Regions from separate parts of the Homo sapiens genome. Here region 1 is linked to region 2. A link is a contact called in ENCODE Hi-C or POLR2A ChIA-PET data. All regions are on one chromosome and are shown on one strand. The core of a region is the stretch at or near the end of the contact, and the rest is flanking DNA. Distances in the headings are between cores, read along the strand shown. Region 1 holds the start of RABL3 (RAB, member of RAS oncogene family like 3). Region 2 holds the start of HGD (homogentisate 1,2-dioxygenase).

Region 1 (6,114 bases), core at 2,094-4,593, 60 kb after region 2:
TCGAGACCAGCCTGGCCAAAATGGTGAAACCCTGTCTCTACTAAAAATACAAAAATTAGCTGGGCGTGGTGGTGGGTGCCTGTAATCCCAGCTACTTGGGAGGCTGAGGCAAGAGAATCACTTGAACCCAGGAGGCAGAGGCTGCAGTGAGCCGAGATTGCGCCACTGCACTCCAGCCTGGGTGACAGAGCAACAATCCGTCTCGGTGGTGGCGGGCAGTGGGGGAGTGACAGCTTGCTTTAGTCTGCATTTCTTTACTTTCTGATAAAGATCAAAGATTATCATTATGATTATTCTGGCAAATCAGTTGTTTTTCCTCTCATAAATTCTCTGTTGATCTACTCTGTACCTTTATCTACCAGGTTTTAGTGTCATTAATTTATATGAGCTCTTTATCTATTAAATATATTAATCATTTTACGTATGTGTAATTGAATCAAACATTTTCTCAGGCTTCCCTTTTATTACTTTTTTTATATAGAAACATTTAAGATTTTTAAATACTCAAAATTATATTTGTCATTGAATTTACTGCATTGTGTCTAATATCTGTAACTTTTAGGATGTATTGTTGATTCTGTATTTGTAAATAGGTTTGTTTATGTTCAAGGAATGTATCTATCCACTTAATTATCAGCTTGATGCAACACTTGAGGCCTAGTTTAGCTTAATTGTGTTAGGGTAAACATTTCCAGGCAGTAGAATTGTATAGCTCTCCATGAATTAACTGCTTTGGGTGATAAGTATTAGCTAAGAAGGGATGAAACCCTAAACAGTAAGAACAGTTGAAGTGCTAGGGAATAATGGCGAATTTCATTTCTTTAAGAATTTTGGGAGATTCTGATTCTATGTTTTCACCTTTAGAACTAAATTTGATCAAAAGAATGCACTTGATTTGCTTGGGGGTAAAAAAGGCCCAATATAAATAAATGTCAGCTCCAAATACAGCTGTTTGGTAATATGTTAAACTAGTCCCTAATCTCTGAAAGAAAGAGAAAACCGTATGGTAGTGAGACTTTCAGGGTTCCTTACCAAATTACCAAATATCTCAATAGGATAAAAACAAATCACCAAATATCAACTTATTCTTTTTATTTTTTTTTCTTGGAGACAGGGTCTCACTCTATCACCCAGGCTAGAGTGCAGTGGCACGATCCTAGCTCACTGCAGCCTCAAATTCCTGGGCTCAAGTGATCTTCTCACCTCAGCCTCCTGAGTAGCGGGACTACAGGCGTGCACCACCATGCCCGGCTAACTTTCTGTACTGTTTTTGGTAGAGAGAGGGTCTTGCCATGTTGCCCAGGCTAGTCTTGAACTGAGCTCAAGCAATCCACCCGCCTCAACCTCCCAAAGTGCTGGGATTATAGGCTAGAGCCACCTTGTCTGGCTAAGTCATTTCTTTATATATTTGTGAAACCCTCAAAATTTTATAAGGGAAATGGCCTTTATTTAAAAATAAACTTTCGGGTTTGAAAGAAAGGCTGAGGAAGTGTAAAAAGTGCATTCTAAACTGTCAGACTGTGTACTTTTAAATCGCAGTTAAAAGGAGACTGACAAAATTACCTTTTAAAAAGATAAAAAGACAATAACTAACTTTGCACATAAAGGTTAACATTAGTGAATGTGTGACAACATCAATCACTTTCCTGGCCATCACAGCTGTGTCTTCTGCTTTACAACTAAACCATAACAGGGGAGGCGGGCAGTAGGGAAGCTTATCAATTGCCTGATTACTTTTCCACATTTAATGTAGCTGCTAATTCTATCCCTGTTATATGACGCATTAATTCCACAGTTATAACCCCAGAACCTAATACAGTGCCTGTTGGAAAGAAAATAAATTGACTAGTTGCAACAGTTTGTAATATGAAGGGATTGTTAGATACAATAGAAAATGGAATTATAAAGGACACAAAACACCCACTTAACGTATCATGAAGAAGTCTGTTAGTTCTGGATTGTAAATTCTACTCAGTGATACTCTTGCCAAGTCCCTTTAGGCCACAATTACTTTATCTGTAAAACTGAGTGATTTTATTAAATTAACTTCGGCACCACTTCAAGCTACCTGATAGAAATGAAGTCGACATAAATTGTGATTATGTTCATTAAGTTTCAAAAGGCAACTTTCTTAGGGGAATATTAAATAATGCTCTCTGTAAAATATTTCATAATGCAAATAATCCTCAGGGCAATGTGAAAACATTCTTAACCTATATTTGCTGCCCACAATTTTATTTAGTTTCTATTAAGTTTTCAAGCCTCTCCACCTCCAAGCATCTAGCACAACGTCTTTGCTCACAACACATGCTCTTAGGCCAACTCCAGAGGAGCGCTTCTATAAAATGCAAGGTCAGCATTTATTGAAGTTACTAAGGAGAGCTGAATTGGGGATTATGGAAGAAAAGATAAGGGCAGTGAGGTGGGAGCTGGAAATCCAGACGCCAGCTGTAGTTCTCAAATGTCCCAGGTGTCAAAAGAATTCTTTTTGCATCCACTGAGATTAAAAAAATATATATATATTTAACACTAGGATTAAATTGGGCTCAGCGTTAAATCCTAGCTGCTTCAGAATAAAACTCTTACTTTAATTTCTCTATTGTACAGTCTAGGACATAATAGGTTTTCAATGAAGATCAAACGAGAACCAGGAAATTAAGCTCAGTTAAGAATAAAACAGGACCACTACCCAATATGTCACTGCATAATTATAACTTAGCGTTTAAGTTCGTGGACTCCGCGTTCAAAAGGATTCTGTCATTTACATCTCTCTGCCTCACTACTCTCATCTGTAAAATGGGATAACAGGACTGTCTCAGAATTAAATGAGTTAATACATGCGAAGCGCTTGCCAGTGCACGTTTCTCAGTGCACGTTTCTCAGTGCACGTTTGACTTCCTTAATGAACAAAATCTCTTGAAGGCACGGTCCTACTAACTTCTGTACCCTTAACATAGAACCCCATACAATACTCAATGCCTGCTTTTTTTTTTTTTTTTTTTAATAAAAGAATTGACAATACACTCTAGGCTGGGGTCGCCTGGGAGACCGATGCGGAAAGCCGCGAAGGCAAAAGACCCGGGCTCCGCGACCCCCACCCGCGCGACGACGCCGCCGCCACCGCGTCGTCACACGGAGCAAAGTCCCCTGGGAAGTGTAGTCTTCAGGCCCTGGGAGGGACTTCAGCCACGGGCCGAGGAGCCAGGAAGTTGAGGGAAGGAAGCTAAGGGGAGGGTTACTGGGTAACTCAAAAGTGTCTGGAGCCCCAGAGGTAGGGTAAGCCGCTCACCTGAGTCTCCCAACACCAGTACCTTCACCCGATCCAGGGACGCCATCTTGCCACTGCCTTCCCTGGGTTAACGCCTGTTCCTGGATTGTAAGCCAATCAGAGTTGGGCATGGAGGGCAGAGCCTTCAATTTCATTGGCCACTCGGAGCGTGACTGTCTTGATCGAAGGTTTCACTGAACTCATTGGCTGGTCTGGTAAAAGGTAGCGGGGTGCTTCCCCAGCTGGTCGCAGGAATAGTGCGTTTTCTTTGTCGCGCAAGGGGCGTGGTTCATTTAAGCCGGTAGTTGAAGCGCTGGGGGCAGCTGTAGTGGGAGTGTTCCAGGATTCGCCTTGGTAAACCTTGTTCCCTGTTCCTTGTTCGGAGTTCCCTGGCCGGGCATTGCATTTCATGATTTCTTCTTCCTTTCGCTCCCTCTTAACTATCCTCCCCTAATGAATTACCCTGTTGCCTTGGTCCTCTTGGTCCTCCAAAGAACCATTGACCCCGGAGCGGCCCGTGTGCGACCTCGGGTAGGGCGGGCTTGGCTGCGCCGAGTGTGGCCCTGGACCCAACTGGGAGAGTCCGAGGGAGTTTGGGGTCTCGGAGTCTCGCATTGGGGAGGAGTGCATATCACCGAACGCGTCTCGTGGAGGGCAGCTGGGTCCGGAGGTTTCGCGGTAGTTTGCCGCTGTGTGTGTGAAGGCGTGGAAAGTGCCATGAAATGTGGTAACACAACACCGCAGTTAGATGTGTAGAATCCCAAGTTGTTCTAGAACTGGAGTGGCGATTTACTGAAGTAATCTAACTGGTCTCTTCGCATCCACTTTTCTTGTTTTTTTCTCCACTCTGCAGTCAGTACAATCTTTTAACATCCTGAATTTGATCCACGCACCTCCCGCTTAAAACTGTTTTAAATTTAAGAAGAGAGTGCCCAGTAGCCTGTCCGATTCTACCTTGGAAACAAGAGTGGAGGAAGTGAAGCAGGGGGAAGCTGGCAAGATGAGCCATGTTGGAACAAAACGTGCCTAGGAGACATATGGAAAGTTTTATGGAAGTACTTGTCTGGCTATGCTAGATGCTGGAAATTAATTGGTGAACAAGATGAAGTCTGGTCTTAGAGATAGACATGGAGAAAGTACAAGAAGGGGGAAAGAGCCATGGAACACGTGAAAGGGGATGATTGTATGCTACTTAATGGGGAGTCTGGGAAGGCCTCCATGAGGAAATATCATTTGAGACTTGAAGGATGATTAGGAGAAGGGGGTTTGGGCTTAGCTGTAGGGGCAGAAGGAACAGCATGTGCAAAGCCTTGGGATGCAGGGAAAGCACATGTGGCTCATGGAATTGAGAATATGCTGGTGTGGCTGGTTATGAGGCTGACAGGGTAGACAGAGGGCAGAGGGTGCCTTCTTTTCAACTTTGTTTCTCTGGCTCCGTGCCTGGTGCACAGTAGTCCTTAAATGTTGATATGATTAAAATACACGTGGGTCTGGGCTGGGGTAGGGAGGTGAGGCTGGGATCTGACTCATGGACTATGGAGATCAAAGGAAGAAACAAAGGTCCTAGGAGGTCCCACGCTCAGAAGTCTCCAGAGACCAGCCATACTCCTTCCCTAATAACGCCAGCTGCTATTCGGCTTCAGCTTATTGTTTCCATGTGGGAACATGGGCTCACTTTTTCCTCAGATATTTCCAATTTTGCAAGAGGAGCTGGAAGTTGAAATTTATGTGAACTCTTACAATTTTTAAATGTTGACAACTAATTCAGAAAATTTTTGAAACATTCTTTGGGTGATACAATGCGTGGGGGGCTGCCAGTTTGAGAACTCTTACCTAAGACCTCTAGAGATTGAGTAAGGAGATTCAGCGTGAGTGGGAAGTGATGGAGGAGAGAAGGTAGTGGTCAGGAAGGAGGATTTTAGAATGCAGAGATTTTGAACAAAGTGGCACAGCTTGATTTCATTCCTGAGCTCTAGTTTCATTTGTTCAGCTACCTGCTGGGCATATTCAGAGGAATATCCTATGGTATTTCCTCAAAGACACTTCTAAAAGTGATTTCCTCATTTCTTCCTGCTCCTCGTCAGGGGTCACCTATTTCTCATGGCAGTACTTTTCCTAGCTACGCTGGCTCAAAACAGAGAGCTATTTAAGATTTTTCCTACTCTCATATTCTGTATCCAATATATTTTGTTGGGTCCTTTTGATTTTTTTTTCTGTAATAACTTTCATTCATTCTGTTCTCTTCTTGCAATTTTTTTGCCTTCTTAGTTTAGATTTTATACCCCCAATATTCCACACTGCCTCCACCTTCACTCACTTGAGTCCGTTCCTCATATTGGTATAAGAGTCATTTTTCTAAATAGGGGATTTATTATGAATGCCAGTACTTAATTGAACTCTTATGCCAGCCCTGAAAGCAGAACACTTTGCATTAATTATCTCACTGAGTTCATACATTAACTGTGTGAGCAGGGCACCATTAATCACTTTTTTTTTTTTTGAGGGTCCTGTCCTGTCACCGAGGCTGGTGTGCAGTGGCTCAATCATGGCTCATTGCAGCCTTGACCTCCTGGCTCAATTGATCCACCTCAGCTGGTACTACAGGTGCATGGCACCATACCTGGCTAAGTTTTAAAATTTTTGTAGAGATGGGGTCTTACTATGTTTCCTAGGCTTGTCTTCAACTTCTGGGCTCTGACAGTCCCCCAACCTTGGCCTCCCAAAGTGTTGCAATTACAGGTATTAGCCACTGTAGCCACTGCACTTGGCTTAATCACTTTTTATATATGAAGAAACTGAGTCTGAGAATTTTCTGAGGTCAGGGGGCCTAAGAAATACTGGAACTG
Region 2 (5,877 bases), core at 401-2,900:
GAAAACAAAGTTTCTATCTACTCTTTCTTCCAAGACTTCAACTCCTACCACTGACATCATGACCCTCAGTTCTATTCCCCTAGCCCTGCCCACTCCCCTGAAATCCAGATCCATAAATCCAACCACCGCCTGGGTATCTCAGTTTGGCTGTCCCTCCATCAACTCAAATTTGGCTGACACAGTTTTGGATTCTAGAGCATGCAGGCATTCTGTATGTGCTGTGCCTTTGCACTCACTCTTCCCTCCAGACCCCGTCCTTCCTCACTTTGCCAGTTCCAACTTCTCTCTGAAGACTCAGTTTAGGTACAGGCTCCTTTAGGAAATTTTTTTTTGACTCTACCTAGCCCAGACTCAGTTCATCTACGATATTAATCTGCAGTGTCATGCACTAGCACAAAATATTTGCTGAATGAAAGAATGAGAGTTAACTTTTAGTCAGGCATAAAGATAAAAAACCAAAGTCTTTTACTCCGGTGTGGAGTGTTTTCAGGATTCCTACCAATTAGGAAGGTGTTTGATTCTTCAAACTCAGAAACACCTCCCCTTAACTGATGGATTCTTCAAACTCAGCATCAGTTAGAGGGCATTAGGGCACTTCTCAAACCCTGCATTCAGGGAAGATGTCTGTTGTGGGGTGGTCTGGCCTACTTGGCCTGAGCCAAGGTTCTGGGCAGTTCTGTTCAGTTACACATGCATGCGTTGAGCATTGATTCAAGCCTGGCCTGGGCACTAGGCATGGTTTTAGATATTAGGGACATATTCTGTTTTCCTTGCCTTAAGATACCAGTCTAGTAGGAGCCACTAAGGCCCCTTTTTGAGCCTGGACTTCGCATTCAAACATACCCTGCTTCTAATCAAGTCATCTATTGGCAGTGACCTTGGGCAAATCATAGTCTCTCCAAGCATTACTTTTCTAATTGAAACAAGAACCTCTCTCTATACCCCAGATTTATTTTGAGGATTATGAGTTAATTCATAGCTAAAATGCTTAGCACCTAACAGCACATAACCCACACATACTTTTCAATTGCGTATTACTAAAAAGAAGGAATGATTTCCTAGAGGAGGTGCTTCTTCTGGCCAAGGGCTGATTCAGAGCCTTAATTAACTAAATAGATCAAGCATATCTAACTGGTCACCGGAAGTGGTCCATGAGGCTGCAGCAATGGGAAGGTGTCAGAGCAGGGGTTGGGAAAAAGACATAGAGAGAAACGTGCATGTCCGTAGTGGAGGGGAGCTCTTAGGATGTCTACAGATTTCCAAGACAATAATTGAAATGAACAAAGGCAAGGGATGACCAATAAGAGCTTCATTTCTTTCCTTTATCACCTTTCCCTTGTTCTTCAGCTCCAGCTGTGCCCACAGACACCACAGGGAAGCCTCTGAACACAGGGGTTTGAACCAGGGCCTCTCTAAGTCTTTTCCAACTCTGATACCCTGAAGTTCTCAGAAACTTCCATAAATTTTGGCTGAAGAAGCCATAGCAAACTTGTCAGATGGTTTCTTACCTTTAACTCAGCCATTTTCTCTCTCCTCTATGTGTGGTGACTTCAGGAAACCCAGGCCCAGAGGATATAAAGCCACAATGCTTCTTTCTCCTTCAAACCACTCTTTGGATATTCCGGTTCCCACTGCTTCACTGCGCTTCACTGGTCAGTGCGTCACTCAAACTAGCTGAAAGAATTGTCTAACTCATACACAGGGACAAAGTCCAGCAAGCTTATTTAACCGGTTACACAATTGCCTTTGGTTTTTACAGTTTGTTCCTAAGTGTTTCCAGAGGCTTGGTTCCTCTTCACCTGAGGTAGAGATTGACCAATTATTTATTCCAGTTAAAAGTAGGCTTATTTCAAAAGGCAGAGAATTTGAAGCTATCGGGGAAAGGAACTGTGGCAGATAGTGCCTGCTGTGTGTGGTGGAGGATTCTCTGCTCAGTCCTGACTCAGGCTAGGAAGGAACAGGGCAGTGCTGAGTCTCCTGGAGAGCAGTGAGAAAACCCCCAGGCATTTACCAGCTGCAGATGTGTACACTGGGGTAAGATGTTTACACACAGCCACCTGAAGACAGGGACCAGGACCAGAACCAGTTTTCTGCAGGTGCCTCCCAGGAATGAGCTCAGGTTCTTGGGTGAACCATTCAGAGCCTGAGATATTTCACTTAGAGCAAACTGATATGTTTCCTACTGCTCCTTTTAATTTCTTAAAGTACGTTTAGTTTTCTTATAAATTCTTTAAGAGTTTTGTTTCCTAATGCCTCTATACTTCTAAAACAGACCAAGGGATTATTCTCCAGCCACCTCCTCTATGACTCCCTTGTTCTTCATCTTGGCCGCTCTCCTTGGTCATTGGCAGGTAGCAGCTTCATGACTAGTGGTGTTCAGAAAGGAGAAAACATATATTGAGTTTCTGCTTTTGTCAGATTTTTCCATATCTAACTTCACAAAAACAATCTTGTAAATTAGGCATTATCACAACTCAAATGCCAACAGATGAGGGAGGAAGTGTAAGTGAATAAAGTAGGCTAGCTGATTTTTCAAGATAAGATGAAGCTCCAATTTTTAACCATTGGTAATTAGAGTGAGAGAGACAGAGAAACCACCCTGTGGTAGATGGCAAAAAATGCTCCAATTCCTCCTATCCTTGTATGTGTGCCCCTTTGAATGTGACTTTGCTGTTCCTCCCATCAAGAGGTAGGGTCTTTTTCTTTGGCTAGTAGCAAACATGACACAGAGTTTGAAACATGCCTGTGCCTTAGGACAGGGCCCATTCTTGCAGCCTGAGACCACAGTGCAGAGAAGCTGGGCTGGCCTCCAGAGGTCCAGGCAACAGCCCTGCAAGCCCCACAGGAACTGCCAGACATGTGAATGAGGCAGTCTGGCTGCCAGGTGACTGCAGAACATGTGTGATCCCAGGCAAGACCAGCAGAAGAACCACCAGTTAAATCTGGCCCGAACTGCTGAGCCACAGAATTGGGAACAAATAGAATGGTGTATTTCACACTACTAAATTTTGGGGTGGTTTGTTAAGCAGTGATAAATAACTGATATAATCATGCAGGTTGAAAAACATGTGCATATTTGAAGTGGCCACAGGCTGCTAGTTTGAGACCCTCTGCTTTAGATAAATGGGCTTAAACAACCTCCAAGGGTCCCCAGGCTCCAGCATACTGCAGTAGCAGCAGAATTATTGCCTGTGTATGAGGTGCTAGCACAGACTGGGCCAGACCAAAGGGGACATGTTGATAGGAAACATGCTGGTAGCAAACCATGTGGACTGATGCCTACGGACCGGGCAGCTGATAGGAAACCTCAGCATATGTCAGCATAGACAGATGGCATTGTGGCATTATATAAACTATTCTGGAATTCATATGCAAACCTAGGAGGAAGGTAGGTGGAGGCCCTAGCTTTATTGAGGCTAAGTTTTCACTATTCCTATAACATGCAGACTCTGAAACTGAATTCGAAGAAAATATCTCCTGTGTATCTAAGTTTATGAGTACCTTGGGCCTTCAATCTCTATTGATCTTGGAAGTTAGCAGTTGGTCATTAGATAAACAAATGGGAGCTAATAAAAGACAAAGGGAAATCTTTACTGCCTTATTTTTCAACAAACTTTCTATGTTACTTCCATTGAACCAGTTGTGAAGGCAGATTTAAGAAGTGTTTCAGTTCTTTCCTAAGGTATGAGAGACTTCTGAAGGGGTAAGAAAGTGTTAACAGTTCCTTGACTGGATTAAAATTACTTTGAGGGGCTTGAAAATATTTAAAGTTGAATACATCTTTCACTAAACTTTAGGGATTCCTTCTAAAAGGAGAGAATACACACAGGGGATATTAAAATATTATTTTATTATTTAATTTTTTTTTTGAGACAGGTTCTCTGTCATCCAGGCTGGAGTGCAGTGGCACAAAAATGGCTCACTGAAGCCTCAACCTCCTGGGCTAAAGCGATCCTCCCATCTCAGCCTCCTGAGTAGCTGGGACTACAGGCACACACCACCACACCCGGCTACTTTAAAAATTTTTTAGTAGAGATGAGGTCTCGTCATGTTGCCCAGGCTGAACTTGAACTCCTAGGCTCAAGCAATCCTCCCACTTCAGCCTCCCAAAGTGCTGGGATTACAGACGTGAACTCCTGCACCTGACTTAATGTTTTTTTTTAGAGACAGAGTCTTGCTGTGTCATCCAAGCTGGAGTGCAGTGGCATCATCACAGCTCACTGCAGCCTTTAACTCCCAGGCATAAGCCATCCTCTGGCCTCAGCCTCCCAAAGTATTGGAATTACAGGCATAAGCCATCATGTCCTGCTGGGATTGGAGAATAAATAACTTACACAGCTACAGATAAGTTCTGATTCTATGTCTAATGGCTTTCCATTTTAATTAATGTAATTATACATTCATTTATTTAACAATTTTTGAAAACCATCACAACATAGTGTAAGTGCTCTGACAGGAAAGAGCCCAGGGATCTAGGGGAAGCACTAGTGGGCACGTAGCCCAGACGAGCAGAGCCAGGGAGGGCTTCCCAGAGAAGACTATGTCTGAGCCAAGTCCCATAGAGTAAGAGTTGGATAGAAAGTGGAAAACATTACATCCAGGAATTGCTACAAGGTAATGTGAAGCAGGGTGTGACAGGTCTACAGAGTAATCACTCCAAAACGGAGTTAGGCATCAGAGGACTCCAGGACAGATGTCTCCGAGAAAAAGATGGAACGGAGAGATTACCTGATATACTTGATGGTACTGAGCGAGGTTTTACACCTTGGTTGGAGTTTAGGGGTTCCATTCTTTGTCATTAGTTATTGATGACCTCGGTAAAGCTTAGTGATTAGCCAGCTGAGAAAACACAGTACTAGAGAGGGGGCTGTGTGTAAGATGGCAAGGCACTGGTTAGAAATAAATATATTTGGATTAAAAACAGAACCCAGGGGAAAAACAGTGGCAGTAATAAAAATGATAGCAATACATGAAAGACAAATACTTGTTTTGCCAACAGAAGACATGACAATCATCTCATGTTTAATTTGGCATATGTAGCTTTGAGTGGGGAGGAGTGGATCAGTTCATTAAGGTGAGATCAGGTTGAGGCAGTCAAAGATGCGCTTTGATGAATTCTGCTATAATGGCACTCATAAAGTACAGAGTTCACAATCTATATTCCCTACTTTTTGATGAGTTTATTTGTCTTTCTTAAAGGCTAGATCCTGACTTATCTGCATGAGAAAAATCTGGCTTGTCTGTTAAAAATACAAAATCCTGGCCTTATCCTATACATATAGAAAGGGGAGAGTAAGGGAAGAGAGAGGAAATCGTGGAATCTGCATTTTCAGCAAGCACTTCAGGGGATTCTTACACACTTCAGAGTTTGAAAGCCCTCCATGTGAGTCCTTAATGGAGGTGCAGATTAATTGTAACTGGATGTCCAATTCCTTTACTATGCTATGGAGCAGCCCCAGCTGACCCTAACATCAGATATTTTGTGTAGGCAAACATGTTGTGAAATATTTGAGACACAGGGTTAGACTTCCTGCGACCCTTCCTCTCCCACCACAGTGATTTAGCTCAGTCTTGGGACTGCGGAGAAATGAATTTCTAATTTCCTTCTCCTCCTTTCCCCAAAACAGACTCCTCCTTTGAATTTTAACATATATTAAACCAATGCAGACACCCTGTTAGACCTTTAAACTTCTTAAAATATGATGTCACCTGTGCTTTAAAAAATTCAATTAAGCCACCATCTAGTAACCCATACAAGGTCCTACCTATGGTGGGTGCTACTGCAAACTATTGAAATGAGGACTCAGAAACTCTGATTACAAGGAGCAATTAGGAGCTCTTCACCTCAGTCTGATGTCCCTGCACATCATTTCCATG

Evidence for each region. A loop is a pair of places that touch in the nucleus more often than their neighbours do. ChIA-PET counts read pairs that join two places held with the same protein, here RNA polymerase II (POLR2A). Pooled maps may share reads with other maps.
Region 1: a loop to region 2 is called in a map of A673, with 2.1 times the contacts of the local background. The contact joins the promoter of RABL3 here to the promoter of HGD in region 2. A Hi-C loop is called at or near these places in 10 of 168 maps with a recorded cell type or tissue (A673, B cell, Caco-2 and 6 more), 26 of 37 single-sample maps with no recorded cell type and 10 of 50 pooled maps. POLR2A ChIA-PET finds 5 or more read pairs at or near these places in 16 of 52 experiments (A549, AG04450, CD4-positive, alpha-beta T cell and 11 more).

The regions. Positions count from the first base shown.
Region 1 is chr3:120,739,173-120,745,286 of GRCh38, forward strand. RABL3 (RAB, member of RAS oncogene family like 3) reads right to left here and starts at 3,344. Exons shown (of 8, transcript NM_173825.5): 1 at 3,290-3,344. The coding sequence starts at 3,335. GTF2E1 (general transcription factor IIE subunit 1) reads left to right here and starts at 3,572. Exons shown (of 5, transcript NM_005513.3): 1 at 3,572-3,622. RefSeq lists enhancers at 2,605-3,243, 3,075-3,364, 3,244-3,882, 3,330-3,624, 3,505-3,624.
Region 2 is chr3:120,680,589-120,686,465 of GRCh38, forward strand. HGD (homogentisate 1,2-dioxygenase) reads right to left here and starts at 1,651. Exons shown (of 14, transcript NM_000187.4): 1 at 1,509-1,651. The coding sequence starts at 1,523. RABL3 (RAB, member of RAS oncogene family like 3) reads right to left here. Exons shown (of 8, transcript NM_173825.5): 8 at 4,350-5,877.